2 separate regions of the Homo sapiens genome follow, and region 1 is linked to region 2. A link is an interaction called in ENCODE POLR2A ChIA-PET data of the cell type or tissue named here. Cell type or tissue: A673. All regions are shown on one strand. Links, peaks and the distances in the headings refer to the core of each region. The heading gives the core; the rest is flanking DNA.

Region 1 (2,924 bases), core at 90-2,589, 65 kb before region 2:
CAACCCCTTGCTGGTTTCATCACAGCTGACAATTGACAAAGAAATCATTTTCTTTAACCTGCCTGGGGGTGCACCACTATTAAGTTTGAGAGGAAATAACACGCAAAGAGTAAAGAGAAAAAAACACATCATTTTCCCCCCAACATATTACAGTAATCTATGTTGATTACATTTCCTTTTCTCAAAGAGTCTAATTCCTCCATCAATCTGGAGCTACTAACACAAGAGGCTGCGAATGGCTAAAGAATTTGATATAGAACTGTAGCATGATTTACCTCTGTTTACAATTTTAATGTGCCAGACTTACCTTTGTCTAATAGATCCTGAAGGTTTTTCTCAGATTTAAAAGAATTATATTCTTTCAAGAAATGTCAAAGTTCAAATACACAAGAACTAAATTAATATTAATAGAAGCTCTGATTATGGTTATACTTTTACTCCTAAGGAATTTATGGGAAGTTGAAATTCTGGAGTCTGGAAATGGAAAACACTGATAAATATTGATAAATATTGGCATTTATTTAACATTTAGTTCGTGTTGTCTGTGCAAAGCATAATTGAGCTCACTGTTTAGCTAAATGTCTGCTTTATTATATCTCTGCTGTTTTAAATGTTTGGGAATTGGATTGAAATCACAGTGAAGGCTCTAAGGCATTTTGCTTATCTAGAAACTGAATATAAAACCACAGAGATGACAATTTTTTATTTCTTTTGGCGTTAGCTCCCAAGATTGTCGTGTTCTATGCATATAGATGACAAGTACCTTCTCCCAAGGTAAAGGATAAACTTGGCAAGTGGCCAGTGGGTTGAACCAACAATTCTTCCTGAGTTGAGCTGAGATGAGGCCCCAAACACTGGCATAACCTGAAATTTGATTTGAGTGATGACTTATAAAGAGACAGCATTAAACAACCAACTCACCAAGTGAGTCATCTTTGCTGAGCTGTGCACTTTCATTATCCTCAGAAATCTATTAAGAAATCATCTTATTGTTTGCCTAATGCAAATGGAAATGCCTAGCATATTGATTCTACTCCCAGTTTATACTCTGGATAAAGACCAGTCTACACCCGGGAAGTGTTCCAGGATCCTGATGGGGCAAAATTGTGAAATAGGCAGAAATTGTCTTCCAGCAGCTCTTCTCAAGCCCCCTTCTAGTGTACATTTACCCCTACCTCTCAAAAGCCAAGCATCTCCTCTCCTCCTCTCCTCTTCCTTCCTTCCTTCCTTCCTTCCTTCCTTCCTTCCTTCCTTCCTTCCTCCCTTTCTCTCTCTCTCTTTCCCCCTCTGTCTCTCTGTCTCTCTCATACACACACACACACACACACGGGTCCTATGGACATGGTGGCTCTCTCACTGGGTGACACTTTCTGCTCAAAAACTTTGCTCCACTTCCTTGCTCCCTTCCTCTGCACAAAACTAATCTATTATCTAAGTTTCTCTTCCTTGGGCCTTGGTAAATGTCTGAAGTTATTTTGACAAAGACGGATTTGAGTATTGGGCAGTGTAGTTAACAAGAGTATTTACACGACATCAGAGAAAGCTAATTTGTGGAACATTCAGAAACAGTCCATCAGGCTGATAAATATACACTTGGGGACCTCAATAACTACTGTTTAGAAAGTCATCATGGTGTGGTAGAATTACACAGCTTGTGTTCTCCATCTAGGTAATTTTAAATAAATCATTTAACTTTTTCATATTAGGTATTCTTACCTATTGAAAGCGAAGAACTAATACCTTGTTTTCTTACTAGAGTGGCCATCTGCTGGATTTGCCAGCTTGACAGTCATTTCTCCTTCTTCCTAATTTTCCTTTGCACAAACATCCCCCACAACATGCAGTCCAGGTATTATGCTTGGTGGTAACTGGAACCTCACTCAATCTAGAAAAGTAAGGGTTAGCCTTGAGACATTTAATGCAACAACTTGAAAAGAGGTGGGCTCTTTCCACTGGTAACTTAAAGTGGCCAGAGGCCATCTTTGCCACCACTTGGGGTAACTCCAGGACTGAGACATGCTGGATTAACATCACCAACACAAGGGTCTAGTCAGCGTCTTTCTCTTAGGATTTGCCTATCAGATAGGGAAAAGATCACTTTGGTTCTGATTGGGTCAAGAGCCTATCCTTGAATCTGATCATGCTTGCTACCAGATTTACTTTTAAGCTACACGAACCAATAAATCGTCTTTTGTTTAAGCTATATTTATATATATTTGAGTTGAGTTTCTGTCACTTACAGACAAGAGAGTTCCAACTAATACTGTTTAAAACAGCAGTAAAAATAATTCCACGAACGATGGCTCTTATTATAACAGAGGATTGGCAAATTTTTTCTATGAAGGGCCAATATTAAATATTTCAAGATTTATGAGCTATAGGGTCTGTCACAACTACCCACCTTGACCACTGTAGTAAGAAAGCAGTCATAGGCAATATATAAAGTGTAGCTGCTCTCAAATAAAACTTTATTTATGGACACTGAAATTTGGTTTTCATATAATTTTCTATGCCTTCAAATATTATTCTTCTGTTGAGTTTTTCAACTATTTAAAAATGTAAAAACCACTCTACAAAAATAAGAGTTTTATAATGGTTTGCTCACTCTTACTCTAAAGGGATAGTGGAATGCAAGAATCCTAGCAACTGCCTTTCTGGAGATTAACAGTTTACCTAATAAATAACACTTAGAGTTATGTGTACAATCATGAAATCAATCATTTTTCAGTAACTCTCTTTTTTTTCTTGGCTGTCCTTACAGACAATGTGTGCCCAGTTAATAGGACTTGTCACATAGTAAACTTGATTTGAATATTAAATGGCTCAACCATTAAGTTTTTAAATATATTTATTTAGTCATATTTTTTCCTAAGGAGACTTTAAATTATATAATCTACTCACATGGTGAAATGAAGAAATCCACA
Region 2 (2,924 bases), core at 257-2,756:
CCATCTCTACTAAAAATACAAAAATTAGCTGAGCACGTTGGCATGTGCCTGTAATTCCAGATACTCGGTGGGCTGAGGCAGGAGAATCGCTTGAACCAGGGAGTTGGAGGTTGCAATGAGCCGAGATCTTGCCACTGGACTCCAGCCTGGCGACAGAGCAAGACTCTGTCTCAAAAATAAAAATAAAAAATAATAATTAAACTAGATAACTCCCAAGGTTCTAAAGAATCACATCAGTAGCAAGGATGTATTTGATTATCTGAAAATTAATTCAAACCAAGGTGTTGACAACCAACTGTGCTTTTCCCAAGAAAATTTTTTCTTTTAATAGGGTGTTCTAGGTTGGCAATTCCACCAACATGCCCACATTCTGCTTCCACTGCAAACATTGCTGAACAGTCAATCCCAGTACCCTTTCTGGCTGGACTGGGACCACACCTCAGAAATAGACAACATTCTGTGCAGCCAGTATCATCAATCAGGTTGGCACAACAGCAGGAGATCTATCTGTTATCCCTGCAAAGGAAAGGAAGGAATGTCTGATATAGGAGTGCATTACCTGAAGGTAAAGTGTCTTGGAAAAACCTCACTTACAATGAGTCCCTTAATCAGGAGCTAACATTTCCTAGATAATAGAAACAAAAAAAGGGGGTGAATGAAGTATTATCTTGAAAGTGAAACTAAATATTCACTCATTAATTTTATTCTGCAAATATTTATTGCATAGCTACCTTGGTAGACACTATTGTTGACCATGGGGATATACTAGTGAATGAGGCCCAAAAGTCTTTTTACTCAAAGAGCTTAACCAGGGGTGTCCAATCTTTTGGCTTCCCTGGGTCACATTGGAAGAAGAATTGTGTTGGGCCACAAATAAAATACACGAACACTAATGATAGCAAATGAGCTAAAAAAAATCACAAAAAATCTCAATGTTTTAAGAAAGTCTACCAATTTGTGTTGGGCTGGATTCAGAGCAGTCCCGGGCCCCAGGTTGCACAAGCGTGGCTTACATTTTAGTGGAGGGGGGAAAGTATACAACAAATAGACAAATAGCTATTAAATATATGGTAGGGACAGATCCTATGAAGAAGATAAAGCAGAATAGAATGATAGGAGAAACTAACTTAGGGAGTTAGTTTTCCCCAGGGGAGGACGTTTGTGCATATTACAGGTGGTGTTCCCAGGTGCAAACGTCCTAGGGCAGGATCAGGTGCACCTGTTATAATAACAGGAGAGAGGCCAGTGTTTTGGAGATAAGTTCAGTTGTCTCCAGGGCCAGAGCACATAGGGCCTGAGAGGCCATGGTAAATGGTAAAGAAATTATAGAAATATTACTATTTTATATTCTGGGTATAATTCAAATAGTGAACCAATTCTTAAAAATCATAGAGACTAAATTTTACCTATTGGAGGGGTTATACATATTTTTCTCAAAAACATTAATAGCTCAAAGTGATAATCTTCACATCACATTTGATACTCATTACATTATTATAAAAAGGGAAATTACAAAATTAATTAAGGGCTCCATAAATTTTTCCAAGGGCCACTCTTAATCCTTTGATAATTGATTAATTCCTTTTGGAATTGGCATCTCAGCATTCTTGTCAATTTTTATTCTTTGGTTGTTACTGCCAATACCTCACTTGTCACTGGTTTTTAATGTGATTCAAGCTGTTCTGCAATATCACTTCCACTGGCTTCAAGAAATCCTGACTCTTTTGTAAAAAATTGAAATTTCACTTATCAATCAATTTACATTGCATCTGCATTTTATTGTCAGATAAATCAGAGAGAGATTGCCAAAGATGGACTTGATGTACACTAGCATTAATTGGGGAGGGTTGTTTGGATGAAGACCAATATCACAAACAGTCTGTCGCTAGTACATGTTTTTGGTATCACAGCTTTGCTTCCCTGGGCACCTTTGAATCTTCAGGAGCTCAGTTACTGACCACTCAGATAATAAGGACTCTTGATATGCTGTCCTCATTGGAGCTGGTGAAGAAATAGATTAGGGGACAGGGATGGGAAGAAGTTTTTTTTTTTTTCTTTTTTTGTGGAAAAAAAATTATCTCTTCAGGCAAGAGTCCTCTCTTTCACAAGGAAGCCTGGTCATTCCCAAGGGTACTGACAGGAAGCTACAAGTCACTCTGTCCAGGCCAATAGAGCAGGCCTCTGTTGATTTCCTGGCATTGTAAAGATTCTGGCTTCTTGCCCCAGCATCTTGCAGAAAGTGATTTCTCAGAATTGTCTGTTCCTCCAGGGATGCGCAAGTATTTTAAATTGAAGAGTTGTAAACTGAGCACAAAGCCAATCTGGATGAAACCCATTTCATCCGGAGCAGCCCATCCGCATTTAGTAAAGTTTTAAATTTTATTGTTCTTAAAAAAAAAAAAAGCTGTGTAAACACTGCGCCATCATAGGAAGTAGAAAGAAAATATCATCTGTAAGCCTCCTCTTCAAGCACAGTGGCATTGTTCATCTTGTCTCAAGCTTTGTTTATATATTCTTATTTATTATAATAATACTAATGAAAATAAGGATAATTAGCAGCATTTATTTACTATTTTTTAAATTTGTCAGGCATGTCATTTAATTTAATCTTCATAAGAACCCATAAAATAGGTCATTATTATCTTTATTTTACAGATGAGAAAATTGAGGCAAAAGAGGTTGTTCATGTTTAAACTATTAGTAAGCGGTGGGTCTTGAGTCTTGGCAAATCTGGAAATTTCTTTCTTGACCTCTACACTGTTGCTTTATATTTTGCATATAGTCAAGTCAATACATTAGAATTAACAATTTTACAATTAAACTAAACTATTGGTATTAGATCTGATATTCAGATATTGGTTTTAGAGCACTGATAGAAAAATGAGCATTTAAAATTGAGCACTTTTAACATGTTAAGTGAATTA

The links. ChIA-PET counts read pairs that join two places held together with the same protein. Peaks named below come from ENCODE experiments on the same cell type or tissue, not always from the same donor. Only the 100,000 strongest peaks of a DNase experiment are listed, where the experiment ranks them.
Region 1: POLR2A ChIA-PET joins it to region 2 with 10 read pairs; 4 of 35 experiments call an interaction of 5 or more read pairs at or near these places.

The regions. Positions count from the first base shown.
Region 1 is chr10:59,430,695-59,433,618 of GRCh38, reverse strand. No RefSeq gene overlaps it. Among named protein-coding and RNA genes, the nearest start is that of FAM13C, 70 kb to the right of the region's middle. In A673, for the core only: no CTCF peak of the experiment used is centred there; a DNase peak (open chromatin) is centred at 1,178; H3K4me3 peaks cover 654 bases; H3K27ac peaks cover 2,500 bases.
Region 2 is chr10:59,365,762-59,368,685 of GRCh38, reverse strand. No RefSeq gene overlaps it. Among named protein-coding and RNA genes, the nearest start is that of FAM13C, 4.7 kb to the right of the region's middle. In A673, for the core only: no CTCF peak of the experiment used is centred there; no DNase peak of the experiment used is centred there.